2 separate regions of the Homo sapiens genome follow, and region 1 is linked to region 2. The links are chromatin loops, found by intact Hi-C in ENCODE. Cell type or tissue: thyroid gland. All regions are shown on one strand. Links, peaks and the distances in the headings refer to the core of each region. The heading gives the core; the rest is flanking DNA.

The links. A loop is a pair of places that touch in the nucleus more often than their neighbours do. Peaks named below come from ENCODE experiments on the same cell type or tissue, not always from the same donor. Only the 100,000 strongest peaks of a DNase experiment are listed, where the experiment ranks them.
Region 1: it touches region 2 in a loop (2.9-fold over the local background); 7 of 110 quality-filtered maps call a loop at or near these places.

Annotation. Positions count from the first base shown.
Region 1 is chr6:19,872,459-19,888,174 of GRCh38, reverse strand. No RefSeq gene overlaps it. Among named protein-coding and RNA genes, the nearest start is that of ID4, 43 kb to the right of the region's middle. In thyroid gland, for the core only: no CTCF peak of the experiment used is centred there; DNase peaks (open chromatin) are centred at 7,904 and 8,384; H3K27ac peaks cover 1,737 bases.
Region 2 is chr6:20,036,917-20,052,632 of GRCh38, reverse strand. It overlaps the pseudogene RPL29P17. Among named protein-coding and RNA genes, the nearest start is that of MBOAT1, 170 kb to the left of the region's middle. In thyroid gland, for the core only: no CTCF peak of the experiment used is centred there; a DNase peak (open chromatin) is centred at 7,492; H3K27ac peaks cover 4,074 bases.

The DNA.
Region 1 (15,716 bases), core at 5,819-10,818, 170 kb after region 2:
GATGTGGTTTTCTTCTTTAATTTGGCTACTCAATTATCTAAGTGTCTTTGGATGGATTTATTTCAAAATAGTCTGAGATATCAATACCTGTCTGCCACTGGTTGATAAAATCATTAGACAGGCAAGCAGTAAAATATAAAAAATTTAAACAACACTATCAACCAACTTGATCTAATTAACATTTATAGAAAACTCCCCCCAACGACTGCAGAATAAACATTCTTTTCAAGTGCATATGAACATTTACCAAACTATACCATATTTTGGGCCATAAGACAATTCTCAATACATTTAAAAGAATTCAAGTCTTATAAAGTACATTTCGTAATGACAATGGAATTTAATTAGAAATCATTAGTAGAAATATCTCTAGAAAATCCATAAATATTGGAAATTAAATAGTGTACCTCTAAGTAATATAATGGGTCAAAGGGCAAATCTAAAGGGAAAGTAGAAAGTATTTTGCACTGAATGAAATTAATATATAATGCATTGAAATTTGTGGGATGCACTAAAGCAGTGCTTAAAAGAAAATTTATAGCACTAAGTGCCATGTTAGAAAAAAAGAAACGTCTCAAATGAATGACTCCAGCTTCATCTTTAAAAAAAACTAGAAAAAGAGCACATTAAACTCGAAGCAAATAGAAGAAAGGAAATAATAAAAATCAAAGCAGAAATAAAGAAGCAGAAAACAGGCCAGGCGCGGTGGCTCATGCCTGTAATCCCAGCACTTTGGGAGGCCTAGGCGGGTGGATCACTTGAGTTCGGAAGTTCAAGACCAGCCTGGCCAACATGAGAAGCCCCGTCTCTACTACAAATACAAAAATTAGCCGGCTGTGGTGGCTACTGTGGTGGGACCTGTAGTCACAGCTACTCAAGAGGCTGATGTATGAGAATCACTTGAACCTGAGAAGTCAAGGTTGCAGTGAGCTGACGTTGCACCACTGCACTCCAGCCTGGGCAATAGAGTGAGACTCCATCTTAAAGAAGATAAAAGTAGAAAACAGAAAAAAACAATATAGAAAAATTAAGGAACCCTGAAGCTGTTTCTTTGAATGGATAAATGAAATTGAGAAAGTTCTAGCCAGGTCGATCAGAAAAAAAGAGAAATGACACAAATGATCAATAGTGTGAATGAGTAGTATGAATGAAAGAATTATATAAATACAGAATCTACATATATTATAAAGATAAACTACTTTATGACAATAAACTTGACAACTTAGATAAACTGGACAAATTCCTTGAAAGATAAAAACTACCAAAACTCATTCAAGAAATAAAAGTAGGTAACTTGACTAGCCAAAAATCTGTTAAATAAATGTTTAGTTAAAAACCATCTCCCCAAAAGATTCATTCTCCAGGTGACTTTACTGGTAAATTTACCAGACATTTAAGAAATAACATCAATTCTATTCAAGTGCTTCCGGAAAATTGAAGAGAGGGGACTACTCTCCAATGCAGTCTACAAGACAGCATTACCCTAATACCAAAATCAGACACACAAGAAAAGAAAACTGCAGACCACTGTCTCTGATAGACATAAGTGCAAAAAAATCCTAAGTAAAGTTTTAGCAAATTGAACCCGACAATGTATAAATAGAATCGTGATCAAGTTGTGTTTAATCCCAGGAATACAAGATAAGTTTAACATTCAAATATTGTCATTTACCATTTTGAGAAACTGAAATAGTGTTGCCTCAGTAGACACCAAAAAACATTTGACAAAATCTAATGTCCATTCCTGATAAAAACTCTCAGCAAACTAGGAATAAAAGATAGCTTTTTCATCCTGAGGAAGGACATCTACAAAAAAACGTACAGATAACATTATATTTAATGGTGAAAGACTTAATGTTTTCAAAATCAGGATAAGGGTAAGGATGTCTGTTTCACCACCTCTATTCAACATTGTAAAATGTAATACTTTTTCTTACTATATACAAGGCAATAGAAAAGAAATATAACCATCCGTATTGAGAAGGAAAAAGTAAAACTATTTTTATTCACAGATGGTATCACTGTTTAAGTAGAAAATACTTAGGGTTTTCTTCTTACAATGGAACCTACAAAATGTTACTAGAATTAATACGTGGGTTTAACAAGATTGTGGGATCCAAAATCAATATACAAAAATTAATTGCATATGATAGCAATGAGCAATCTGAAAATGAAATTTAAAATGAATGACATCAATTTAAATAACATCCAAAAAAATTAAATACTTAGGGATAAATATGGCAAAACATGGAAAATATCTATCTGTACACTGAAAGCTACAAAACAGTGTTTAGAGAAATTAAAGAAGACTTAACTATATAGAGTCCAAAGACTCAACAGTGTTAAGATGTATACTCTCCACAAATTGATCTATAGATTCACTGCAATTCCAAGGAAAATTACCTTCAATTTTTTTTTGGATAAATTGACAACTGATTGTAAGATTAATATGTAAATATAAAGAACCACGAATAGGCCGGTTGTGGTGGCTCACACCTGTAATCCCAACACTTTGGGAGGCCGAGATGGGCAGATCACGAGGTCAGGAGATCGAGACCATCCTGGCTAACACGGTGAAACCACGTCTCTTCTAAAAAATCGACAAAAAAAATTAGCCGGGCGTGGTGGCGGCCACCTGTAGTCCCAGCTACTCGGGAGGCTGAGGCAGGAGAATGGCGTGAACACGGGAAGCAGAGCTTGCAGTGAGCTGAGATCCCGCCACTGCACTCCAGCCTGGGTGACAGAGAGAGACTCTGTCTCAAAAAAAAAAAAAAAAAAGAACCACGAATATCCAAAACATCTTTAATAAAGAATAACAAATTTAGAAGAATAGCACAATCCAATTTTGAGATTATTATAAAGCTATAGTAATCAAGACTGTGATATTGGCATAATTATAGGCGCACAAATCAATGAAACCAAAACAGACATATATACATATGACCAGCTGATTTTTCACAAAAGCACAAAGGCAATTCAGTGGAAAAAGGATAGTTTTTCAACACATGGTGTTGGAAAAACTGGTACTAGAACACATGCAAAACAAAATAAAAACAAAAAACTTCATACTTTCACCATATACACAGATTAACCTAAAATGGATTATAGACTTAAGTGTAAAACATAAAACTATAAAAGTTCTACAACATAAAATAGGAGAAAACCTTTGTGACCTGGGATTGAGAAAGTTTTCTTAGATATGATACCAAAATACAATCAATAAAAGAACAAATTGACAAATTGAACTTCATCACAATGAAAAAGTTCTGGCCTTTGAAAGAGACTGGTAAGAGAATAAAAAGACAATCCACAGACTGAGAGAAAATATTTGCAAAGCAAATATCTCGTAAAGGACTTGTATCCAGAATAAACTCAATGATAAGAAAACAACTATTTGAAAAAATGGGCAATAGATTTAAACAGACACTTCACCAGAGAAGATACATGGATGGCAAATAAGCACAGGAAGTGATGCTCAACAGCATTAGTCATTGGGAAGATACAAATTAAAGCCACAAGATAACACTTAAAACCCAAATTTACAAAAACTTAACCAAAAGAATTGAAGAATTCTCTGTGAAAAGTGTTTTGTGCTGTTTAAGCACTTCAGCAAAACAGAAGACCAAGCAGATGAAATGGCAACAACACTACAAAAGATTAAAAGGGAACTTGAATACGTAGGGAATATATTGAGAAACAGAACACCTACATTACTTGATGTAATAAACAATTATCGGCCAGGCGCAGTGGCTCACGCCTGTAATCCCAACACTTTGGGAGGCTGAGGTGGGCAGATCACGAGGTCAGGAGATCGAGACCATCCTGGTTAACACGGTGAAACCCCGTCTCTACTAAAAACACAAAAAATTAGCCGGGCGTGGTGGGCGCCTGTAGTCCCAGCTACTCGGGAGGCTGAGGCAGGAGAATGGCATGAACCCGGGAGGCGGAGCTTGCAGTGAGCCAAGATAGCGCCACTGCACTCCAGCCTGGGCGACAGAGCGAGACTCCGTCTCAAAAATAATAATAATAAATAAAATAAAATAAAATAAATAATTATCAGCAAGTAACAGAATAGGTGCACCTAGAACTGTCTTAAAGAAAAGACTTCAGAATTAACTGAATATCGAGGAGAAAAAAAATAATAATGAAGGCAATAGAGAGAGAATTCTTGATAGGAAGGGCTAACAAAGATGATTCAACAAGAGGATAAACAGCTTCCTTAAAGTAGAAAAATGTAATAAATGAGTAACAAGTATATTATGCTTCAATTGTTATAAAGTTACTTTTGTTTATTAGGTATCCATTTGTGTGTTACATGCAAGAGAGGTGTCTGGAAGGAACGGCACGAACTAGTCAACTATTTCTGGGTGGTTGAATTTGAGGTCTTTTGTTGATTTCTTTATTATAATTTTCAGTGTTGTTTACTTTCAAAAAAAATAGGCAAGCGTAATTTTTTTAAATAATGGTAATTTATATTATTTAATTTCTAAGGGGAATTAAAGTAGTGGAAAATTTTTAAATAATTTTTGTTTTTCAGTCTGTGGATTGTCTTTTTATTGTCTTACCAGTCTCTTTCAATTTTAAAATAATTATTAACAATGACTCAATATATTTAATTTTTATATGATGTATTTGAATTCAAATTAAGCAAAATAGTTTATCTTTTTTATTTCTGGCAGATTCATAATACGATATTATGGGGTTATTTTTATTATTTGGGGTTAAAACTTACACTGATTTCCCCTAAAGCCTTATAATTATGTTACTTTACATTGTATTTATTGTTAGTCCAGTTGGCTTTTAATATACTCCTGTGTCTGTAAAGACATGTAGTCAGTTCAGTTATTCCAATAAAGGACAACATTGGCAGAGATAATCAAATAGGACCGTAATACAGTCCAATCACAAGATAGACAATGGGGAAACGGAGCTGGGCCAGAGGACTGACCCCGGTTGTTGAGGTTTGTGGATAATTAAGACCGAGGGGATATCACCACCCTGAAAACTATAAAATTAAACCAAAGTTAGATGAGTAGATCAAAGATCAGTGATTCTGTCCTCGGCTAAGCAAAATAGCACCCAAGCCTATAATATATATCTGATTAGTGAAAATTAACTAAAGACATGACAGAAGAGACATAACTATATATGGTTATCTTGTGGCAGTTGTGTGTGGAGCTGGCTTCTCCCCTTAGTTGCGCTCTTCTCCTTGGTGCTTTGTAAACATTCAGGATCTTAGTTAAATAGTTTAGGCCCCCAGAAACTAAACAAAAAGGATGGAACACCTGGCTTTGAAGCTTCCAAATGCAGATTGATATAGACATTTAATATGACAATTTTAAATTTAATGGGAAAGAATAAATGAGTAGGAAAGCAAATTACTCAGTCACTTGAATTTCTTTCAAGAGTTTATGTTAGACAAAGGCAGAGTGGAAATCCTAGGTCATAAAGATATGACGCTTTTGGGGTTAGTAAGAGATCACGGCAGTGCTAAAGCTGATTAATTCACTCAATCCCTCCCATATGTCTCTATTTATCCATATGTATGTCTACATTGACATCTACAGATGCTCCCCAGCTTACAATGGGTTTACATCCCAATAGACCTATCATAAGTCAAACATATCGTAAGTTAAAAAATGCATTTACTATCCCAATAAAACGACTGTAAAGTTAAAAAATCATAAGTTGAACTATCCTAAGTCAGGGACTGTGTATATCTACCTCTGTATCTGTATATAAACAGATACAGAGTGTTGATTTTGTGGAAAAGATTTTGTCTCATTGGCTGCTTGGCACCATATCGATAAAACAATCGATTAATGGAATATTTCACTGTTCAGCCGGTGGTTGAAGACACAGGAGAGACTCAGAGAAACACAAATACAGTCAGACAGACAGACAGAATTGCCTATTTATCTTTCTCAAACAGCCCAAAATGTCTTGATAAACCTAGCAGCTCCATTCAGTTTGGGATTAAAACAGCTGGAGCAAGAAAAGTGTTATGTTGAAGAAATCCTGCAAATATCGTCCAGAGTGACCATAGAAAGCAAAAGTAGACCTCAGAAACCACGGCCACAAGGCCCCCAGGAAGAAGCATCACTGGCACAGATAGGATGCAGAAGCGCTCCAGCGGGATCTCAGTCTCCTGCTAAGATTGCCACACAGCCTGGCTTCTTCTGGCCATACTCAGGTCCTTGCCCACACAAAAGTGAAAGTATTGTGATACCAACTGTATTTAATGAAGAATCATAAAGATTTGAATAAAACTGGAGATGAAATGGATAGTTTGCTTTTCAATCTTGAAAGACTACATCACTTAGAAAACATGATTACCTCCAAGTTAATATTTAGAACCAAGATATGGCATTGACTTTGAGATGTGAAAAAGAAGAGGGGGCTTTGCTTTACATTTTGAGAAATCTCCTTGTGAGACATGGGTTGTCCTCAGATCACACTAGGGAACTGTGAAGGAACTGAGAGAGAGAACCAAGTAACCCACGGCCCCTGCTATAGACTTACCACTCATTTCCACAGGCAGGTAGCATTTTCAATATTGGCAGCTTGGCCACTGTTCTCCTGATGTGGTCTACTTTTCTGGAGATTGTATCTATTGTTTCAAGCCACTTCAGGATCACATTAAGCTAACATCTAGTTTTCATTTCCAACAAAGCCAGTCTTACAGGTAAACCTAATGCAAGGTACAATGTTACCATCTGGGAGTAGTCTTCTCATTTCTGAATGATGCCTGAGATTCTACCATCAGAGCACTATCTTTTTTATACAGGGCTTGGTCTCTAGTAAAATTCAAATATTCCTGGAAAGGGTCTCTTTTTAAATGTTGTGTTTTTAAAAAGTGAATCTAATGATGTGTTCCAGCACTTAAAATTCTTCAGTTGCTCCCAATCCTCCATAAACTCTAAAATCTTACGCAAGATATATGAGGCTCTTTATGTTCAGGACCCATGCCTGCATCTTTACGCTTATTCAACAGACTTTACTTCTGTCTAATACCTCACTCTCCAGTCATTTTGCACTGTCAGAGTTTTCCTCAGCACACCATGCCATTCCAGTCCTCTTGTTTCCTCACTTCTGGTCTCTGCCTGGAATTCTCTCGTTCTTCCTTGCCTATCCTGCAAACCCTTGACTCAATAGTTGCCTCGTGCTCTCATCTTTGTAAACTTTTCTCTGATTCATTTAGGAATATTTATGAACTCTTTTCTCTACTTTTGTCCTTTGTGTGTTACCTTCCCAATTTTTGTCCATGTCATATACCGCATATGCTATTATACTCATTATTTTTCCTATGATGATTCACTGTTCATCAAAATAAATTCCATGAAAACAAAATAATGTTGTTCATTGAACAATTAATTTCAAACATGAATATAAATGAAATGTAAGTTATAATCAAATTGATCTGCAAAAATATGTACCAAAATTAAGTTAATCATCGAGTAAACTTGTTTCTCTTTGGCAGCAATAAAGGATATTTGATTTCATATGACTAGTTGAAGGTGAAAATGAGATTCTTAGTGAGTAAGATAACTCTAGGCTTTACTTTTATGTTAAGCACATTTCAACTCCCATGTATATAATTAGAAAGAAGAAAAATGTTTAATTACTACTAATTGTGTGGATGGGGGTTCTTAGTTGCAAACAACAGAATTCAATGCGGCTACCTCAAGCAGCCAAGAAATCTATTTGAGGGTTTTGAGTAACTCACAAAGTTCATTAGGATAAGAAAGCCAGATTTTGAGGCTGCACAGTTGTAATGCCCAATTACACTAAGGTATCCCTTGAGAAACATGAGCACTGCTGATGGGCAACCATGACTGTTAGCACTGAACACTATTGTTCCAGAAAGAACAACATTTTTTGCCCTCGTGCTTGACAGAAGGTCCATACGCCTGCCCAGCCACTTCTTCATGATGGTTACTTCTGAATCAAGCCTCTCATGGGTGTTATAGTTGGCTGAAGCCAAGTCAATCAGGTACACCCTAGTTGCAAGGCATTCTAGCAATATGAATTCTTCATAGATTTTACCTATGTAGGAAATTTAAAATGTTAGAATGGTACACAAAAATGTTGGCAGCCATAAATTTTGAATGTTTTATACACTGGTCAAATATTTCCAGGAGACTTTTGTTTCAAGAAGCTATTCAAAGTGATCTTCAGTGTCTATTTTTGTATGGAAGGTATCAAATTACTTGGTCATGACTGTGAACTGCTGGGGAACGTGTTGTTTATCTTTCTCTCATTGGACTAGGAAAATACTTATGAAGGTCTTTCCTCAGGTCTTTCAAGGGTTTCTTAACAAGGTTGAACACATTTTCAGCAAATCTGACAGATGAGTACATAACCAGCTGGTTCAGACCATGGAAAGAATCCAACTCACCTCCCTGGGGGTGTATACCCTACAGCTCCAGGTTAGAATTTCCATGTTTGCTTTGACTTACAGGTGGAGTACTGAAGTGAGACTGCCTTGTAAGAATAGGCAAAAGATGCTAATTTGCAAAGTCATTTTCAGTCATGCATACAAGCCACAGATTGAAGCTTTCATTCAAAAACACTTGAAGTTTTCACTGACTCAGTAAGGTGAGTGGGAAATTTTCTTTGTCAATGAGCATCAATATGAGACAATATGTTTTCTCAGACCTTGCTCATCTCCTTGCCTAACTGAGAAAAAAATTCTAGAGGTCTGTACGTTGCCCTTAACTGATTAACAATTTTAACACATTTGTTAAGTGTTCCTCTTAAAATTTCATGACTATCCCAAGTGACCAAGGTTTCCCTATGTATTCAAAACAGAACAGATTTTGCTTCTGGGACACATCGTTAATACCTGGAACAAGTCCTTGGTTTGAACCAAACTGGCACCCCTCATGTTTCTCATCTGTTTTATTTATCCTATCTATGTTAATTGTTTTGTCCATTTAGTTTTCACTAAATTATTAATATCATCTAGTTTCAATTTCTCCTAATTTTAACTTCTTATATAACCATAGTACACTTGTCAAAACTAAGTTGTTCCATTGCCATGAGTTAAACTCTCAGCTTTATTTGGATTTCACCAGTTTTGGGATGCCACGTTGCAGTTAGGCATCATGTTTTCTCTGGCCTGTGAGTTTCTTAGCCATCCTTTGTTTTCACGATATTGACTTGTCATGTATATTTGTAGAATGTGCACCAATTTGGGTTTGTTCGATGTTTTTCTCATGATTCAATCAGATCTGTGAGTTTTTGGAAAGAATATCACAGGCTGGGCGCGGTGGCTCATTCCTGTAATCCCAGCACTTTGGGAGGCCAAGGTGGGCAGATCACGAAGTCAAAAGATTGAGACCATCCTGGCCAAAATGGTGAAACCCCGTCTCTACTAAAAATACAAAAATTACCTGGGCATGGTGGCGTGTGCCTGTAGTCCCAGCTACTCGGGAGGCCGAGGCAGGAGAATTGCTTGAACCTGGGAAGCAGAGGTCACAGGTCACAAAAGACTCCATCTCACAAAAAAAAAAAAAAAAAAAAAAAAAAGGAAAGAATATCACAGAGTGAAGTGGCTTTTAAGATCAGGAAGTACATGATATCAACATGTCTTATCACTGGTGAAGTTAAACTTGATCAATTGGGTAAGGTAGTATTTGCCAGGTTTCTGTATTGAAAAGTTACTATCTTCCCATTTCCCAATATCTATTCTTTGAAAGCAAGTTACTAAAACTAGCCTACTACTTTTAGAAGGGGGTGTATCAGCATATATTATTTGGCAATTTCTATAGAGATGATTTGTCTCTTTTCCCCTATTTATTTATTTATTAGATCATTATTTATATCAATATGACATTATGTATATTTATTTTATGCTTTGGATTGTAATCCAATACAATATTATTTCTTTTGTTACTCAAATTGTTCCAGCTTTGGCAATTAGGAGCTCTTTCCGGTTGGCTCCTATGACATACTCCACCATTTTTTTGGTAGCACTTCCTTATTTTTGGCACTAGATCATGCTCTAAGCTCATCTTGTATTTTCCTTGACCCAGCTCTAGAATCAGCTATTTCACCAAGGAGCCCTGGTTCCTTTTATTGGAGACTGGTGTGAGTACTTAGAAATTCAAATATGAGTGTTGGGTGCATTAACATATTTTGAAAACACATGAACAAAATTATGCAAAAAAGTCTTCTTAGATTTGTATTATTATCAGACAAACACCAAAAGATTAACCAAGTTCAAAGCAATTTTGAATCCTCAGTTTGCAATGAATAGTATCCTCTTGGTTGTACTTGGGATAATAATCGCTACTTTATGTTTTCTATGATGAATTGTTTTATTTCTTCAAGTCCAAGGGTTAATGGGAAGGAAGGGAAAAGAATGTGAGACCTCTGGGTCTCAGGGGGAAGGGAAGTGGAGTAAGCAAGGCCCACGGAGGAAAGGTATACTCTGTGGGGAGAGCGGGGTTGCCACCTGCAGCCTTCATGCATATTTCATTTCTTTCGTAAGGGTGGCTCTTATCACTGCTGTGGGAATATTTGCAGGCAATTCTAGTTTTGTCCATGTCAACGAATCAATTCAAGTTTTGGTTTTTAGTCTGCATTAAATCATCAGTCATTTTTCATTAGGATCAGATGGTTAAGACAAAGAATTACTTTACTATTAAAGAGCAAATTATTCTTATTTTAGCTCTGCCATGGGTGTCTTCTTTGTCTTGAACAAGTCTTTCAATCATCCAGCATTCCCACTGCCATAATAACATAATGCATTTATTGGCCTGTGACTTGCATAGTATCTAAGAGGACAGACAAAGCAGGCACTGCAACTTCCAAGGTGTGCGATCTTGGGCAAGTTCCTTTCCTTTACCTATAAAAAGATAATGATAGTAATAAATAACACCTAGCTCGTAGAATTGTTGTAGGGATTAAATTACAGGATGTTTATAAACACTTAATATAATAACTGTCATATAATAACTACTTAATAAAAGCTGCTGTCATAGCTGTTATTATTCGCTAAATGTTTTCGTTTCCTATTTTAGGGAGCTGTGTTATATAATAGAGTGTGTTAAGTATTTGATCTTCTCCCATTTAATTCCTGCTCTTTGCTGCTTCTTAAGGAGAGGTTGGGCTGTGCTTACTCCTTCCTGGGCTAATGATATAGATGCTCAGGGCTTCCTGGGGGACTCTTGGTGGCCTCTGTCTGTGCTTGCTGACAACAGCCAAAAGACAAGTGTGTTGACTCTCCAATAAATCAAACCTCAACCTGAATTTTATGCAGAGAATGTCAGCTGACCCTTCATGGTAAGTCACCTTACATCCTTCAAAATATCACGTGACTCTTTAAAAATGCAGCCCACCCTCTTATAACAGTGATTGTCCAGGGACCCGTGATACGTGAGGGTTTTCTAGCTGATCATTTTGAGCTGCGGAAGTTCTCATGCTTGCGATAGGAGAGGCTATCTGGTTTTTCTTCTGTTGCATGAATAATAACTCTCTATGATAATAAAGAAAAAGAAGTATCTGTTGCTTTTTTCCCATTCTATCTTGAAAGTTTATGGGTTATTTTTGTCTATATATGTGTTTTGTTTGTGAATATGCATGCATGTGTGTGTGTGTGAGTGTGTATTTCAACATTTTATGGTCCACTGTTAAAACCTTCCCCCCCTTTTTTTTTGCCTTAAGGACATTGGCTAATATTGCAGCCCCCAAGTAGTATGGGTTTGAGGATAGAGATCTGCAATGTTCCCAGGTAGGTCTGCTGTTAACACAGGTTAAATATGTCTTGAATCCTGAGAGCAAACTAATTCACAGAATAGCTACACAATCCACATTCCATCTGACTGTGTTTTATTTAAAATGTTGCATTCAAAGAAACAACTACTCTCTGGCCGAGGCAATGTCAAATAAATGATATGCTTAGACTTGCCACTTGTGGACAGACCATTTTGGTATTGTGCAAGCTTGACCATATAGAGAGGAAACAAGCACTTTAAATGCATCCTTCACCTCTAGGAGGGAACTAGTAAATGTCCTTTCTGAAAATAAAGAAGAAATACTATTCTATCTCCCAGGTTTTCTCTTTAATTTAGACTTACGTCAGATTCCAGGAGGAAATTGCTGGTTGTCTTCTAGGTTTCTCATGAAAAGAAATGTTTCCAAAGTCCACTTCTGAACTGTCTTTATGCAGGGAAAACTAATCTATGATGTTAGAGGACAGGGCACTGGTTAACCTTTGGGAGCATTGACTAGAACAGGGCAGCAGGGGACTTCTGTGGTACTGAAATGATTTGCTTCTAGATATGGGTGCTGGCTACACAGGAGTGTCCATTTTATGAAAATGTATCCAGTTGTGCTCTAATGGTTTGTGTACTTCACTATAAGTGTGTCATGCTTTATCAGAAAGTTTTCTTTTGTGGTATATCCAGACAATGAATTCAGCACTAAGAAAAATGAATTTTTCGTTTTTCTCTATAGTAAAACGATCAGCAGTTGCCAGGGATTAGTGAGGAGGAAGGGATGAATGAGCAGAGCACAAAGGACTTTTCGGGCAGTGAAGAGACTCTGTACGATACCATAATGGTGGATACATGTCATTATACATTTGTCTAGACCCACAGATGTAGAGCACCATCTGTATTAGTCAGTTTGCATTGCTATAATGGAATATCTGAGACTGGGTAATTTATAAAGAAAAGAGGAATATTTTGGCTCCCGGTTCTGCAGGCTGTACAGGACACATGATGCTGGCATTTGCTCCTGGGGGAGCCTCAGGAAGCTTCCAATCATGGCAGAAGGTGAGTGGAGCCAGCATATCACATGGCAAGCGCAGGGGCAGGAAAGCTGTTTTAAATAACCAGATCTTGCACGAACTCATAGAATGAGAACTCACTCATTACCATGAGGACAGCACCAAGCAATTCATGAGGGATCCACTCCCATGATTGAAACACCTCCCACTAGGCCCACCTCCAACACTGGTGGCCACATTTCATCGTGAGATTTGGAGGGAACAGAATATCCAAACCATATAAATGGTGGGTACTTGTCATTATACATTTGTCTGAACCCACAGAATGTACAGCACCAAGAGCAAACCCTAATGTAAACTATGGCATCTGGCTGATAAGCATGTGTCAATGTAGATTCATATATGTACCATTTTGGTGGTATATTGATAGTGGTGGAGGCTGGGCATGTGGGGGCAGAGAGTATATAGGAAATCTCTATACTGTCTACTCAAGTTTGTTGTTAAATTTAAACCACTCTAAAATATAAAATATATGCATATGTGTATTTTTTAATCACACACACACTTTTAAATTTTTTAATTCTTTATATTAAAAAATAAAATAGATATGCATCTATATATATTTTTTAATCACACACATACTTTTAAACAGGAACCTTTCTTTTTTACTTTAAATCGAATTGCCTACTTCTCATTTGAAGGGTGAAGGCTGATGGGAAGGGAAGATAGCAGAGGGCTCTTATAGCCAATCCTTTCCTCTTTGGGGAGGGCTGACCTATTAAAGGGGAACAGATGTCTTCTAAAATAAGAATGATTTTACTATGGAATTATTTACTAATAATCATTATTCAGAGCAGCAAACAAAAGATTAAGTTAAGCTGATACATCACCGTATGAATTATTGGTTGTAGAAGCCCCCAGACTTCTGCTTGGTTTATAATTATATAACATGGTTTAAAATTACCTGTAAGAGAAAATGGACAGGAAAATTACCACATAGCCACATAATATTGAGTTCTTATGAGTAGTAAATGCCTAGAAACTGTAAGGTTGTTTTTATCAGCTGAGCATATGGGGACAATGTAGTGGATGAATTTCACTGTGGGTAAATCTTGATGGACTATGAACCATTGGCTCTTCATTTATATGTAAAACTACCCAGTGTGTTCCAGTCATCGTACAAGGTACTGAGGTCCCTGCCCCCCAGATCTCACAGTCCAGCGGGGAAGATCAGCAGGAAAGCACATGCTATGACAGTGTGTCAGGGAGCTCAAGGGGGCCCCAACACCCCAAGGGGGCCCTAAGCTGAAAGAGAGGTCTCAAGAGGCCTCTTGGGGGTGATGGCACCTAAGATAGGCCTTGGCACAAGAGATGGATCTGAGGGTAACTGTAGATTATTCCTTCAAAACAGCAGATCAAGGCTGAGGTGAGAGGATTGCTTGAGCGCAGGAGTTTAAGGCTGCAGTGAGCTGTGATCCGGCTGCCGGAGCAACAGAGCTAGACCCTGTCTCAAAAACAAAAAATGAAAAACAAAACAAACAAACAAACAAAAAAATCCCACAGATCAGACAGCTTCCTATGCATACATTTTGGAGCACATAAAGAAGATGGTTGAGGAGAAAGTAGAAATGTCCTCAAAACCATTAGGTATTTCTATGTGTCCTGTGTATAGTTCTGCACAGTTCAAGAAAAATATAGCAAACTTGGAGAACAGAGAAGAATAATTCAAGCAATAACATATCAACTTCCATTTGCACACACTGCCTATTACAACGTAAAAGCCAGTCTTACAGACTGCCATCTGTTGATAGCTGACCCCTCCTCACCATTCCTCCCTCCACCACCCTCTACTCCACTCCAGTCACCAGCAACAGCTCCTTCAATAACTGATGGATAAAGACCTGCTAACTGCAACTTTGTTTAAGCAACATTCTAGAAGAAGACACCCACACATCAGGGTCCCAGTAGCAAGACTAAAGTTGATCTATGTGGCAAATAAAGGCTGAAATCTGAATTTTCAGGATTGAGAATGTATGTCTCTATGAATAGAGCTTATGTCTGATAGTGTTGTGGTAAAGAAAAAGTGGGACTCTTCTTAATCTGAAACAATGAAAGTTGAAAGGAGGGTATCTGGTGAAATTGTATAAAATCATGCGAAACAGAGTTGGCCTGTCTTTCCATGTTGCACAACAGCAGGGGGCACCATGCATCATTGACATTGTGATCAGCACCCCCTGGAGTTCTGCAGTGTGGCAGCCCTGGAGCAAATCTCACAATCCCAGAACTATGGGACAACGGAGGAAGCTGGGAAGATATACATTTAAGATAAATAAAATAATTTCTACCTAATATGACTGATGAGAACATTTTAGACTTTAATTTCTGAAAAAAAATATGCAGGCTAAATATATAAATGGCAACAAAATGAATAATGATAGTATTGGATTATAGCCCAAAGAATAAAATCAGTATCCACAAGTCCACACTGTTGACAATAAATGATTGAACAGATAAATAACTAGGGAAGAAGAGACTAATCTTTTTTGCAGAAGAATTCCAAATACTGTAGGTTGATACTTTCTCCTCCAGTGAGGGTTACATAATTCCTCTCCCCCTGGAGAAGTATGGGATGGATTTGCTTCCAAAAAATAGAGCATGAGAAACAAAAAGATAGCAACTTTATAGTGGAGAAACTTGGCAGGCACAATCTTTAATAAATGATCAAGATTTATATCACCAGCAATAAGTCATGTTAATATCATGTCCCCTCTTATATGATGTAATGAGAAGGACATCTCACTCTACGATACTCTTTCTAAGACTCACAATCCTAGTCTACAAATGAGTGAAAATGAATAGAAAATTAACTGAGCAATTAACTGTTGAGAAAAATATCAGACAAACCCAAATTGAGGGTCATTCTGCAAAATACCTGACCAGTACTCTTCAAAACTGCCAAGGTCATGAAAAACAAAGCAAG
Region 2 (15,716 bases), core at 4,871-9,870:
TACCGACTTACTCTAATTTACTTACAGACAGTATCTCATAATTTAAATTTCCATCTGGTAAATTATTAAGTAAAGTACGTGTGACATTTGTGGGTGTGGTGGGGTGTGTTGTGGCATGGATGTGTGGTGTGTGTGTGTGTGTGTGTTTGTGTATGGAGGTGTGTATTTTGGAGGGTTGGGATGGGCAGAGGGAGTGTCTAGGAAAGTCCAGTTTCTACTGCCATTCAATCTTTTTTTTTCCTGAGGCGGAGTTTTACTCTTGTTGCCCCGGCTGCAATGCAATGGCATGATCTTGGCTCACAGCAACCTCCGCCTCCCGGGTTCAAGCAATTCTCCTGCCTCAGCCTCCTGAGTAGCTGGGATTACAGGTGCCCACCACCATGCCTGGCTAACTTTTTTTTGGTATTTTTAGTAGAGACGGGGTTTCACCATATTGACCAGACTGGTCTTGAACTCCTGGCCTCAGGTGATCCACCCACCTCAGCCTCCCAAAGTGCTGGGATTACAGGCGTGAGCCACTGCACCCGGCCTGCCATTCAATCTTTAACTTACTGCTGATAATTTTTAAAAAAGTAGATTCTTGCCACTGGCACCAAACTCAGCACATTTATTCTTGCCGGTTTGGGCTGACATTTAGAAAATTAATTTTTTTTAGTCATTCTCAGGACAAGATGGCTTCCTAATGAAAAAGCACCACTCTTCTAGCAAAAGTGCACTGGGTCACATTGACAGTATCAGAGGCCCATTGAATCCAGAAGCTGTTGGTCCCCCAACCTCCTGGTGCTCTGTGGGGGCCTGAATCATAGAGAAGATCTTCACCATTAGAAATCCTAGAAGTCACTGAATGATGAAGAAATTTCAGAATTCTCATGAAGAATTTCTTTCTATCAGTTAAGCCCAGATGGTCTGCAAAATACAAAAAACGATTATAAGATATGTTGATTTAGGATCACGTGTGCACCTCCAACCATCAATGCCAGCAGGTTGTTTGTTGGATCTGAGGTCTCAGTTTAGTTCATTACTGTTGGTTAGCAGGAGATTATAAACTGGAATTTCAATGGCATGTGTGAAGCTCAGCCTTAGTCAATATTTACACACAATGATAGTTCTCATCAAGGCATAAGGACTTAGTTATGAAATGATTATACATCACAACCTATCTATAAACAAGATTTTAATTATCGTCATCAGCAGCAGCAACAACAAACATTTTTGGAGGAGCTACCCTGTGCCCTAATTGAATTAATGAATTTGTTAATCATTGTTTTCTGTCTCCGTAAACATTTGCTAAGTTCAATCTCAGTCAAATTACCTGGGGACCAGAACATGAGACCTCATTGCTTAAAAGGATGATCTTTTTTCTTATAATGTGAAGAGATTTTTGCTTGTGCTTGAAAGTGTAACTGAAGTTTTCTCAGCAATACCAGCCAGACAGGGCACAGTTGAAGTCCATGTCTAGAGGGGCCTTTTTCCAGAATTCCTAGCAGTGGGATCCCTGTATATGGAGGCCCCAGTTCCCTGGCAGAGTCTCCAAGCATTGGGCACATTTGCCTTGCCTGTCCTCTTGCTCTGGTGCCCTGTGATTCCCTTGCTGTTTGTCTGCTGTGTGTCCATTGCAAGGCTGTGTGTCCATGTCAAGGCTGTGTGTCCACGTCATGACTCTCAATAGCCCCTACCTAACCATGACCTCTCTTATCTGCTTGGTCCTCAGGGCCCTTTCAAACCAGCTGTAGGTGCTGATGCTGTCCTGCGGAGAAGCTTCTCTCTTCCTCTTCAGCACTCCCTGCTGGCGTGGATCTGGTCAGCCCTTTGGCCATGAATAAGGTGACCTCTCCACAAATATCCAGCTGGATTTTAGGCTCAAAGGTAGGCTGGTCTTGTGTTTGCAGATTCCTGCCATGCTTTTGGTCTTGTGATTCTTTCAGTTCATCTTCCCTATTTCATTTAACTTACTGCTACTCCAAGCCCATGGGAACCTCTGCCCAGAATCCCTTGAGGGATGGGTGGGAAGGCACATGGGGGTGCTGCCCTGAAACACCCATGATAATTTCTTGGTTCTCACACATAGCCAGTGTGCCTGGGGGTGGTGCATCCTGACTGTGGCTCCCAGAACTTCTCTGTCTGGGAGAGTTGGTCCTACCCAGTTCCCAGGCCAGGAACTCAAGGGCAACTCATCTGCTTTTTTTATGACACCAATGGGATGGGATAATTTCCTAAGATTTTGGTCTTGCTTCCTTCTTGGAGTCACTTCTATCCTTCCCATTTCTAACAGAAATCCAGGCTTTGCCTTCTCTTGCCTCAAAAGCAGAAGGTCTTCCTGATTTTTGAAAAAGCCTAAGCTCAGACTAGATTAGATTTCACCAGAGAAGGAGAAGAGAGCCCAGAATGCTTTTGAGAGCGTTGAGCAGGGAGGGGAGAGGTCATTCACCTGGACTGGGAGAAGGTTGGAGGTTGATGAATTTCATCAGTAGTGGGGGGCATGTCCCCTCTAGTGGCAGCCACCCAAGGGAGCAGCATGACTCAAATGGGACACCTGTTTGATGCACCTCAGAGGCAGGGCACTTCCAGTTTTGCTGAGGATTTTCTGAACCCCACAAATGGAACAGAAGCAGATGAGTTGCCCTATCCCAGATGGCCAGGACCATGGAGACCCTGGTGGTTTTCTGTATCTCCGGATGTCTCATAACCAGTGGGGCCTCCACAATGTCTCGTCCTGCTTCAGACCCAGGGACTTTTTATGTGACCTATGCTTGGAGAGCTCTAGTAATGACTGAGTTTGACTTTTCTACTTCTCAGGGGAGTGGGGCTTAGAATTGGACTTAAGTTGATTTAGAGAAAAATGAGGCTGGGTATGGTGGCTCACGCCTGTAATCTCAGCATTTTGGGGGGCCGAGGTGGGTGGATCACTTGAGGTCAGGAGTTCGAGACCAGCCTGGCCAATATGGCAAAACCCCGTCTCTACTAAAGATATAAAAATTAGCCAGGCATAGTACGCACCTGTGATCCCAGCTATTTGGGAGGCTGAGGCAGGAGAATCACTTGAACCCAGGAGACAGAGGTTGCAGTGAGCTGAGATCACGCCACTGCACTCCAGCCTGGGTGACAGAGTGAGACTTTGTCTCAGAAAAAAAAAAAAAAAAGAAAAAGAAAAAAAAAGAAAGCAAAAATAAGGAAATGTGGTATTTTTTGTACTCTCTGTGCTGGTGAATGGTCATTGATTGGCTACATTCTGTCTGGTCTTTGCACGTTTCAGGAGGTCCCATCACAAATGAAATCCATGCTGCTCCACTTTGACAGGTTTGATGTTGTGTCATGAGCATGCTCAGTGGACAACCTTGTGTGACCCTAAGGACCAAAGAATTACCTAACACTTATAATCCATATTCTACATTCTTAATACAGAAGGATTTCTTATTGCATTGCAAAGTCTAGGTCAGACGAAAGCAGCAGGTTGAACTTGTTCCAGGTAATAGGTTTCTTAGTGGCTGAGCAGCCTGCACACATGAAGGTAGGATATACAGAGAGCAAGAAGCAGAACAAGTGGGTGAACAATGGTTTGGATTGTGAAATTATGTTAAACTTTCCATTAGATCGCCTGGTTTGGGAGTGAGCCTTCATTCATTATTCATTAGTACCTACTGATTTTATACCGCATTCTAATGGTTGCCCATGTGGCCCTGAACTAGATAGAAATTGTGTATTTCAAAATAGCAATGAGTAAATTTCAAATATCGCACCAGAAAGAATAAGTGAAGCGATGGATGTGTTAATTCGCTTGATTTAATCTTTACACATTGTATACATATATCAAAATATCACACTGTACCTTACAAATGGATACAATTATGATTTGTCAATTAAAAATATGAATAAAAAAGAAATTGCTACAATGAGAACTATTGCTATTTATTACCTTAAAATGCCGAGTGTTGATCTTAGGAATTTAAACACAATGGCAGCAGCTCTCTCTCTCCTACCTGGAGGTTTTCTGTACACAGCAGATGATTGTCACTACATGTACAGAAGGTCTGAAGACTCTTCCTTTGGAAGACTTTAACATTGTAGGCATGAATGGGGAAATCGTAGGGGCACAGTGAGACCTTGTTAAGGAGGGGGCTTCCTGTTCACGTCTTTCTTTACTAAGAAAATTTAGGAGATACATGATGGAGAATAGTACACATGGTCTGTAGCACACACATTTAGGTCACATGCCTTCCTCTGCCTTATTTATCCATTCAGGAGGATATGCACTTGTCCTGACAACCCCCTCACTTCCACCCCAGTAATGGTAATAATCGAACTTATAATACATAACAAAATAAAAATAACTTACCAAAGCACTAAACAATCTTACTCCCTGGTCATTAGGTCACCAGCTAAACACACTTGCTTGGTTGGCTTTTTTTTTTGAAACAGGGTTTCATTCTGTTGCCCAGGCTGGAGTGCAGTGGCACAAACATGGCTCATCGCAGCCTCAGTCCCCTGAGCTCAGGTGATCCTCCCACCACAGCCTCCTGAATAGCTAGGATACAGGCAAATGCCACCATTGCTAATTAAAAAAAATTTGTAGTAACAGAGGTCTCTCTATGTTGCTCTGGCTCATACCAAACTCCCGGCCTCAAGCAATCCTCCTACTTCAGCCTCCCAAAGTTCTGGGATTACAACAAGCATGAGCCACCATGGCCAGCCTGGTTCACCATTTCAAAAAATTTTTACTAATTTGTCTTTTCTGAAATAGAAGATACAAATCTGCACCTTCTACACTATGCTTTGACTATGTGAATTAATAAGCCAGAGTCTAGGAAATGAAACAAACACCACCATTCACAAAACATGATTCTAAATGCAGAAAAAAACAAATGATCCCATTTGAGGGTGAGGAAAGGCTATGTGTATGAATTAAGTGACCTTTATGTACCAGGCACTTCATATATGTTATTTCATTTATGAGCCAGGCTCTAGTGTAACCATCTTACAGATACAGAAATGGAGTCTTAGAGAGGTTAACATATTGTTTAGGGTCTCGTATAGGCAGTTCCGTGGAACTGAAATTTTAAATGTGGTCTATTTGTAGCTAAATTCATACTCGTTGCATTCTACCACATTGCTTTCTAGACTTAGAAACTGAAACGGGGAGCAGAGTTGCTGCAGAAAGAAGGGGTTTGAGAAATCTGGGACCGTAGGATTTTATAGAACTGGTGAAGAAATGGAACCTACGAAGTAACTGGCCAATTACTTGATCATGTTGTGAGACAGAGATATGATAGCTTATCCTAAATCATGGTCTAAATTGTTGCGTTTAGATTAAAGCGTTTGAGAAATCCACAAAAGGGTTAAAGTGCAATCACTTTCTATTGCTTTATTTAAGTCATAGAAAAGATTAACATGTAGTAAGCTGAACTGAAATGACATGGGCAAAGCGAATAAGAAGTAATTTTGCATTTAACAGATTTCCTTCTTATTCCTTCACTCACTCCAGATGGAGGGTAATGTAAACTTCATATCATAGGAAGAAATGCCTATTGATCGATTAAACATCAATAATGGTGCTCTGTCTCCATCTGAGTATATGAAAGTGACTGTTTTCAAAATTAACCCCTTTCTGGGTCCTACACATGTTATCACGATGCATCCTGAATTTTGGAAGCCAGACTGCCCACAGCTGTGCAATTATGTAAAGTGGGCTATTTTCCAGCCATCATTTGCATGCAATGGTAAAAAGCTACTTTTATAGTTTAGTTTAGATACAACACACATTGGAATACTGTTATTGACTTCATTTCTTCGAGCACACATGATGCTTCCTAATTATTGGGGACTTTCCTTTTTACGGCACAATAAACAGATTTTCTCTGAGTGCAAGTTCACTATGCAAGGGTTGCCCACATAGTGGAAATAAAAATCTTTAACTTAAGATGTTTATTTCTTAGCTAGGCAGTCTTTCTGGCCTGATAAGAAATACCTGTATATCCTTCCCTGCAGTCAGAGTGAACACTAAAAGAGGGATTTGTATCTACTTTGTTTTATTTTTTTAAAATCTGAATAGCAGCCTTTCTAGAGTGTACAATCCTTCATTTAGTTTGTGAATTTAGAGCATGAGAATTGCTGTTGGTTTAGACCTGCAATTCATCTCACCCAGAGCTCTGTCCTTGACAGGGGTCCTAGGTACAGACCTAATGACTAGATCTGGTTGTCTTGGACATCAATCTGAAAAGCCTAGTGATATAATCCAATATATGCATTGTTTTCATTCAGCAACAACTTATTACTACCATGACTGAGGCATTGTTATCCACTGCAGAGGACACAGAAAATGTATGGGACCCAATCACCACCTTTAGAATTTAGTGGGGAAAGTAAAATCTGCATACATAGATCTAGGTACAAAGTAGACAATAATAATCGCTGAGAGAGAGGGCAGATTACTGCAGGAGGATTTAAACAACAGAGATAATTAATATTAGGGCATATATTAGGAGTGCATTGTGCATGAATTTATCTAAATACTTCGTGAACATTTTTCTTACCATTTCTAAACTAGAACTTTTTTTTTTATTGATACATGGTGCATGGGATGACATGTCATAAGTTAACCTATCTTCAAAGATTTAGGAATAGTTTTATTTCTTCGAAAAGTTTCCAGTTTCATCCCCCTTGTTCTTGTAATGACATTACTTAACAGAATCTAATATATAGTTAGGTGCTGACTAATTACAGATTTCTAATAGGTCAGCATTCAGGACTTCCATAGCTATGAATCAAAAGTAGATTAGTGTGAAAAGAGGCACCTCTAGGTTAGCAAGATATATGATTTAATAGGTAGGATAAAATATTGGGTGCTATTTCCAATTCTGCCACTTGTTCACTGGATAGTCACTTAACTGCTCTATATTTTAGTTTTCATAGCAATAAAATGCAGATAATAAGATTTCAGCACCATTATAGAAAATTAATGGTAGAAAAGGTCTTTAGAATCCTAATATTTTTTTAAAAAAACATCATTCCATCATTGTTCAGGTATAATACACAGGAAGAGAAGTTAAAGTACCCCTAAAGTAACATTATGAACATTTTACACATGCATAAAAATATTTTTTAAAATGTTATAACTTGTGTCTTGTCATTGCTCTGTTATTTAATTCATGTCATCCTTATCCTTTTTGAAATATTTCATTTCCTTGGAAAGAAAATTAATATTAAGATTTTAAAAAATGCCCTCTGGACATTCCTCTTTCTGTGGGCCCCGGTTTCTGTTGGCCAGTGATGCCATTTACACCTAGATTTACCTTTATGTCAGGGGAGAAGACCTGCTCTTCATGAAAGCTCTGCAGCCTTCATGGTGGACAGATCTCTTTCTGAAGGTGACCTGCTTTCAGCACTGCTGGGGACTCCTGAGATGAAATCAGTTTCAAGAGCTCTCTGGCTTTGAAGTGAGTTTTGTGGTGATGTCTTTTTTTTTGCCCTTCCAGTTCATGCTTGTGGCACAAAGCAAACTTTATGAGTCCACTCAAATTGGCAGTGAGTAGGAAAAAGAATCTACCAAGCAAATGCCTGTAAGCTGTAGTACCTCAGGGATTCTAATCCATGCTTGCTTGACTGGTGAGTGCTTCTACTTCAAGAGAAAAAACAAATTCTCCTGACAAACTACTTGGATACTGTTTCCCGGGAGTTAAAAGAACAAAACCTGAGAGGTAGCATTGGTTCCTCTGGATGGATCCCCAACCAACTTCAGTGTTGGCTAATAACTTTAGCTTTCTTTCTTTCTTTTTTTTTTGTTTTTTTGTTTTTGGGTTCCGTCAAGAACATAGAGGCTACTGGACTGTACCACCCCTAGGCCTGGGCAAGAGGAGCTTCTGCCCTGTGCCCTGATCTTCAGAGAGCATCATTCTGGCCTCATAGCTGAGCTCCTTCATACAGGGCAAGGGGTGTGTGAATCTAAGGGGGACATGTCCACCCAGAACCACATTTCCTTTTCTACATTATGCTATGAGTACCCAGAACCTCAGAATTCCTTGCACAGATTGCCATGAGCCTGTTTATAGGTCCTCCATGAACTTCTTCCAGAATCTTTTCCCCCAAGGATGGCTGAACCCACTGTGGATGCATCTCTAAGCTCAAGGGGTGGCCAAGGAGTGGCTATTTCCAGGGGGATGTGGCCTGAGTCTGGGCTTGCAGGCTTGGGTGTCTACATGTGTCCTTGTAGGTCTCTCGTGGTATATTGTGGGGCCAGAAGTAGGAAGACAAGAGAATTGGATCATGGGCTGGGGTGGCTCTCTTAGGTCTCTATATTCTAGCATAGAACTCCGAGGAGTCCAAAACTCGAAATAAAGTTGGCTTCCCAAATTTTAAAGAAGGTATATCTGTCAAGATAGGCATTTTCTATTGAACATACATATCTAACATATTTTAACTACTTTTTGCTTGACTGATAAATTTTAAATATTTGGATATAGACATGTGAGTATCTATTTATACTTTCACCCTGGGCTCAGAAAAAGGGAGGAATGGAATACTGCCAGATATGCACTTCCTTCCTGCTCCTCACATCCTATCATAGGGAGGTCTGAACTCTTCCTTCACCAGTCTCAGAGGATAAGGTTCCTCTTCCAAGTTTTAAAGACCACCCCTTGATTCCAACCCCTCATATCATTCTATATCTTGTGTCACAAATTGTTCCCTTTTTCTATTAGATTTCCTTATCTTATTAATAAGACAGGTCTCTCACACCAGTAAGAATGACTATTATTAAAAAGTCAAAAAATAACAGAGGCTGGCAAGGTTGCTGAGAAAAGTAGATGGTTATACACTGTTGATGGGAGTGCACATTAGTTCAACCATTGTGGAAATCAGTATGGTAATTTCTCAAAGAGCTAAAAACAGAACTACCAGTTGACCTAGCAATCCCATTACTGGGTATATACCCAAAGGAATGGAAATTATTCTATCATAAAGACACATGCACATGCGTGTTCATTGCAGCACTATTCACAACAGCAAAGACATGGAATCAACCTAAATGCCTATCAATGGTAGACTGGATAAAGAAAATGTGGTACATATACACCAAGAAATACTATGCAGCAATAGAAAAGAATGAGTCCATGTCCTTTGCAGGGACATGGTTGGAGCTGGAGGCCATTATCCTTAGCAAACTAATGCAGGAAGAGAAAACCAAATACTGCATGGTCTCACTTAAAAGTAGGAGCTAAATGAGGAGAACACATGGATACAAAAAGAGGAACAACAGACACGGGGGCTTACCTGAGGGTGGAGGGTGGGAGGAGGGAGAGGAGCAGAAAAGATAACTATTGGGCACTAAGCTTAGTACCTGGGTGATGAAATAATCTGTACAACAAATTCCCATGGCATGAGTTTACCTATATAACAAACCTGCACTATTGAGTCAGTACCTCCTACAGGTCTCTCTTCCTTTCAGTCTTGGCTCAATATTATCTGTCTTTATATTTCTACCAGAATAATTTATCTAAAACAAAAATCTGATCAAGTCATTCTCCTTTAAAATCATTGATAGTTACAGCATAAATACGAAGTTATTTAATATAGTATACACAGCCCTCTGTGATCTGCCCACTGTTTATCTTTTCCTTTCTGTCCCTTCTCACAACTTGTGTTAAAGTTATATTCAACTTCTGGTTCTAGGTGCTTCAGGAGCTGTGGCTTAAGGTGCAGACATGGCCAAGTCCAAGAACCACACCACACACAACCAGTCCCGAAAATGGCACAGAAATGTCATCAAGAAACCCCTATCACAAAGATACAAATCTCTTAAGGGGGTGGACCCCAAGTTCCTGGGGAACATGTGCTTTACCAAGAAGCACAAGAAGAAGGGCCTAAAGAAGATGCAGGCCGACAGTGCCAAGGCCGTGAGTACATGTGCCAAGGCTATCGAGGCCCTCGTAAAGCCCAAAGAGGTTAAGCCCAAGATCCCAAAGGGTGTCAGCTGTGAGCTCAATTGACTTGCCTACATTGCCTACCCCAAATTTTGGACGTGTGCTTGTGCCTGCATTGCCAAAGGGCTCAGGCTGTGCCAGCCAAAGGCCAAGGCCCAGGACCAAACCAAGGCCCAGGTCCAAATCAAGGCCCAGGCTGCAGCTCCAGCTTCAGTTCCAACTCAGGCTCCCAAAGGTGCCCAGGCCCCTACAAAGGCTTCAGGGTAGAGATCTCTGTCTGCCAATATGAGGACAGAAGGACTGGGGTGACCCCCTGGGCTGCCGTCTGCATGGGGCTGGTGTCCTCCTGTGCTATTTGTACAAATAAACCTGAGGCAGGATTCGTTTTAAAAAAAGTTATATTCCAATAATGTTGCCCTCTTATGCAACCCTCCTCCTCAAAACGGACACTTACCTAGCTGCCTCACATAAATGAGCCTTTTTTCTTCTTCTTCAATTTCTTGTCTGCCTGAAATACTTTTATTAACTGCCACTCCTCCTAAATTCTGGTCCCAAATTGCCTCCTTTATGAAACCTATCCTGCTTCACCACTCCCAAAAACTCAGCTAGAGCCCCCAATTCTGGGATCTCATTGTACCCTTTGAATGCCTGTATCACTATACTTACTACATTGTATTGAAAAAAACATATTTATGGATAATTCCTCTCTCTATTCTTAGCAACTCAAGAATTTGGAGTCTGTCCGATTTGTCTTGATACCTCAGCACAGAAGGTATTTAATATGTTGAGTAGCATCACCCCACTCTCCAGTGTATTATAACGTTTACATTCTTTGTTGTACAGAGAAGTTCTGGCTTTAGCAATAGAGGGAAGCTATTCCTCTTCACTTCTTCCTCACCGAATGACTCTAACTAGCACCAAGAAACCCAGTTCTCTAACCATGAAGATTGGACCCAGTGATTCAGTTGCACGGGCACAGCAAAATTCCCTGACCTCAAAGCAGTGTTTATATACAGACAGACTGGCTGATAATTAACAAACTGAAGGGCTGTGGGCTTTTTTGAGTTCAAGGGTATAAAGTATGTGAGGGTGATGGGTAGGCAAGAAACCAAGCAGCAGTCATTCTGCATATGAACATGGTGTGGCAGTACCTGGCACGACACCTGGGGAGGTATATTGGCATTGTTCCTGAAGCTTGGAAATCTGGTATGTTATGTGTGTCCCTCAGCAACAGATGGTATTTTGGGGGAGCTTATATTTGAAGATGATAGTTTACTAATACCTTACAATCATTAAATGCCTGAATTAGATGCATCTTATGTGCATGTAGATTTGCTCTGTGGACTTAAGATGAAATCCCTCCAGTCCTTAGTTGTATTAGTCTTCTACCACAGTTGAGATAAGAGCAAGGGTGGAAAAGGAGTAAAGGTTTCGTCTGCACTTAGCATGAAATCCAAAGTCCTTCACATGGCCAAGAAAGGCTTGCAAAATCTCTCTCCCATCACCTTGTTCCACAACCCTTCCATTTCTTGCTCCTTCATCCTTAGTCAACTGTGATTCCACCACAGTGGTTTTGTTTTGTTTTGTTTTGTTTTGTTTAACTCTTTGTCATTCCTCCCACTGAATTAGGGCAGGGCTTGTGACCGAGTCGACCAAAAGAATATGGTGGAGGTACCACTGTGCCAGTTCCGTGCTTTGCCATTAAAAAGACTAGTAGCTTCCATCACATCCCCATGGGAACACAGCCTCCATGCTGGAGGAAGCACAAGCAGCCATGTGGAGAGGCCACATGAAGGAGAATCAAGGCCCCTGATATCTTAAGTCACATCGTGGGGGCTGATAATTAGTCAGCAATAGACACTTAGAAGGTCCTCACACCTCCCAAGTTCTTTTCTGTCTCTGGGCCCTGGAACAGGTCCTTTCTCTTCATGAATAATTCTTCCTTTCGTGTTTGCTGTGACATGCCTGCTCATTTTCATTTTTGTCACCTCTCCACAACAGTTGATCCTAAAAACAACCTATCAAAGCTGGCTTTCTATTTTAATCTCTGACTTGTCACTTACTTTTTGACCTTGGGCAAGTTACCCAATCTCTCTGAACCTTAGTTATCCTTATCATTAAAATGGGAGTATTGATAATACCTACCTCCCAGGCCTGTGGATGGGATGAAATGAAATAATGCAAGCAAAGTACTTAGTGCAAGGCCTAGCATGTAGTAGGCACCTCATAATCATAAACAGTGTGGTTGATCTCAGCCTGAGAGAGAATCATATCTGGAATCTTCTTTATGCGTATTGCGGGGGAAGAGAAGTGGGTGGTTCTGAAAACATTTGTTATCCTCGGATGAGAACAGCTAAGCGCCATCTATATTGATGGTCTTCAGGCCCTCAAGTGGCTTTGAGACTGGAGATGAACATGGCTCTTCTTATTAAAAGACCCAGGTCTGGCGTGGGGTTATAATTTTACCATTATAGCCCTGGTCATCTCCTTCTATTTGCACGGTTCTTGTCCTACACTGAACAGGAGAGCCCAGGGAAGCTAATGATCCTCATTTGTATCAGTTAGGGTCTCAACCTGCTCTGAAATGATCTTCATTAGGCTTGTAAGCTGTATTTATTTTCATTACTCTTGTGCTTGCAGGACCGTTTGCTGCTGCCTTTTTCTGTACATTTCTCCCTGCAGAGCTCTTCCGCTGTGTGAGAAATGCATCTTATCTCTTCCTGTGCCTTTCATTCTGTTTTTTTTGTTTGTTTGTTTGTTTTTTGTTTTTTTGAGAGGTAGTCTCGCTCTGTCACCCAGGCTAGAGTGCAGTGGTGCGATCTTGGCTCACTGCAAGCTCCACCTCCTGGGTTCACACCATTCTCCTGCCTCAGCCTCCTGCGTAGCTGGAACTACAGGCGCCCACCACCACGCCCGGCTAATTTTTTGTATTTTTAGTAGAGATTGGGTTTCACAGTGTTAGCCAGGATGGTCTCGATCTCCTGACCTCATGATCCGCCCACCTCGGCCTCCCAAAGTGCTGGGATTACAGGCGTGAGCCACTGCTCCCGGCCTCATTCTGTTTTTATAGAACACATGGCTGTCCTTATCACTTACATACACGTACTCCCTAGAGCCACATCTGGCCTTAGGATGTTTGGGCCAGAACACCTGTGAGGTCCCTCTACCTCTGAGGGTGCCCTGCCCACTGTCTTCCACCCATTTTAGTGCATCATCGCAGCAGTCAGCTTCCCATAATTGTTGAAGATTTCAACCTTTAAGCAGCTCTGTTCTATGGGATGAACACCCAAGCCTACCACAGTCGAGGTAGAGAGAAAATATTTGATTGGAAAAAGGTAAGTTTCCCCTTTTTAGAGCCATCAGACAACTAATAAACAGTCATGAATGTCTTCTAATTTCTCCGTGTGTGTGCAGTCTTTGGCAAAAGAGACATCAACTCAATATGATTAAAAATTAAGGGCACAGTGGCCTTGGAGCTCTGGCTTCACCGGTAGAAAAGAAGAAGTTTGGGATCTAGATGGTGTGTGTTCAGGCTAGGAAAGTTGAGATTCTCCCAGAACCTGGTTAGGAGCACTTACATTAGCATTTCCCATCTCACAGGAAGGTCTCTGTGCTCCTGCTGATCACAAATGGCCCGCTGAGAGCAGCAGCATCACAGAGAACCGCTGAGCAGGAAACAGAACTCTCCTTCCAGGTGCCATTGTGAAATACCAAACACATTTGGTATTTACTACAGCCCTCGCTCCCACGTGGTCTTCTCACAGTAACAAGTGTAATTCTGCTAGTAACTGTTTTGGTAAATGAGTCATATTGTAGCAATCTTCATGAATCAAAGATAATTATATTTTTACTCAGCTAGCACTGGTTAAGAAAACTCTCTCATTCTTCAATTAGTTGTCTTTTCACTGTCGTATTTATCTAGAGGCCCTTCCACATAATTTCAACCTAGTTCCTTGCTCCCTTTTCCCTATCAGTTAATGCCTTTTTGATTTGCATGCCTCCCCACATTATTGTGTATGTTCTTTATCATTGTTCTTTTTATATATATATATACATTCGTAGGAAACCACTGTGGTGGATTAAACAAGGCTTGCCTGGAGGGGACAGAGATAACAGTATCCATAGCTGGGAGAGTTATTTATAAACCATGACATTAGGTTTTCATTCTACAAAGAGGTTATTGTTCACATCTCATCTGCCTTCTACTAACTTAAAATCTTACTCAGAATGACCATGGGGTTGAAATTGAATTGCCATTTATTACTGTTTTTGAGTGTAGGTACCAGAAATTTTGTCAAGAGCTTTAAACGTTTAGTTCCTGACAGGTCACAATGACTTCATAATTAGTGTTTATTTTCTTCATTTAACGGATGAGCAAAACTGAAGCTTAGAGGTTAAAGAATTTGCCCAAGGTCACACAGCTGTGACACAACTATTAGAACCTAGTTCTAATTCTAGCATCTCTTATGTACTGCCTACCTCATAATCTTCTTGTCTTAGTTCATTTGTGCTGCTGTAACAAAATATCTCAGACTGGGTAATTTATAATTGGTATGTTAATTTCTCACTGTTCTGGAGGCTGGGAAGTCCAAGATCACGACGCTGGTGGTCTCTGTGTCTGGTGAGGGTTGACTCTCTTCTAAGATAGTGTGTTTTTAACATCTTCACATGGCAGAAGGGCAAAAAGGGACCCATATAAAGCCTCTTTTATGAGAGCCTTAATTCCATTCATGAGTGAGGAGTCCTCATGACCTAGTTGCCTCCTAAAGGTCCCGCCTCTTAATACAACTGCAATGGGGATTACATTTCCACCTGTATTTTGGAGGGACACAAACATTCCAACGATAGCACTACTCCTACTTACCCAGCATAGTACACTGGGACTTGAAAGTCATTTTTCTGCTCTTGCCCTGTTTCAAGGTGGACACAGAATCATCAGACTTCAGATCTTCATCTCTGGAGTCAGCCGTGGTCTGTTCCAGGCCATATTGCTGGGGGACAGACAGAGGCAGAGGCAGGACCAGGCCTCCCCAGCCTCCATGTCTTCATCCACACTTCTTTTCCTGAATGTGCCTGGGGACTCTGCAAAATGTGATTTCAGGTCAATTTGTCTCTGAGGCCTTTAAACTCATATCTTGTGCCCTACTCTCTTCTCCATGGTCCTCGCCTTTCTAAAAGCCACCCATGGCAGGCCACACTGTCTGGAGATTCCAATGTGTTTGACCTGGGGTGGGACCCAGACATCAGGTGGTTCCATTGTTTAGCTCAAGCAGTGCTTCTCAAACTTCAGCGAGCACAGAAATCACCCGGGTTCTGATTCAGCAGGCCAGGTGGGGTCTGAGAGTTTGCATTTCTAACAAGCTCACAGGGGCTGTGAGGCCTGAGAGATTCAAACTCGGTTTTCTGCAGTGTGGCCCAGGCATCAGCATTTTTACTCCCCCTCACCACCCAATGATGTTAATAAGTGGCCCAAGTTGGGAACCCCTCTTGTGGACTCTCCACTTCTGTGTCTCTCCATCAGAAACTGTTGTCCGATGTGTTATATTTCCAGGGCAAAACATGAACCCCCAGAGTCAGGAGGATTTTTCTGGGTATCCATTCTCTTTAGATTCCTACACCCAACATTGATTCCTATCTAAGACTTGCCTTTTCACCAGACCTTGATCAATGCATGGCTCCAAAAGGCTCAACTGTTTACCTGCTAGGTGACCTTGGGCAAATCTGCCCACCATGCTGGACCTCAGTTTCCTCATTGTCAGTAAGACAGAGTTGAAACAAATGCTAATAATTTCTCTCAGGTACTCT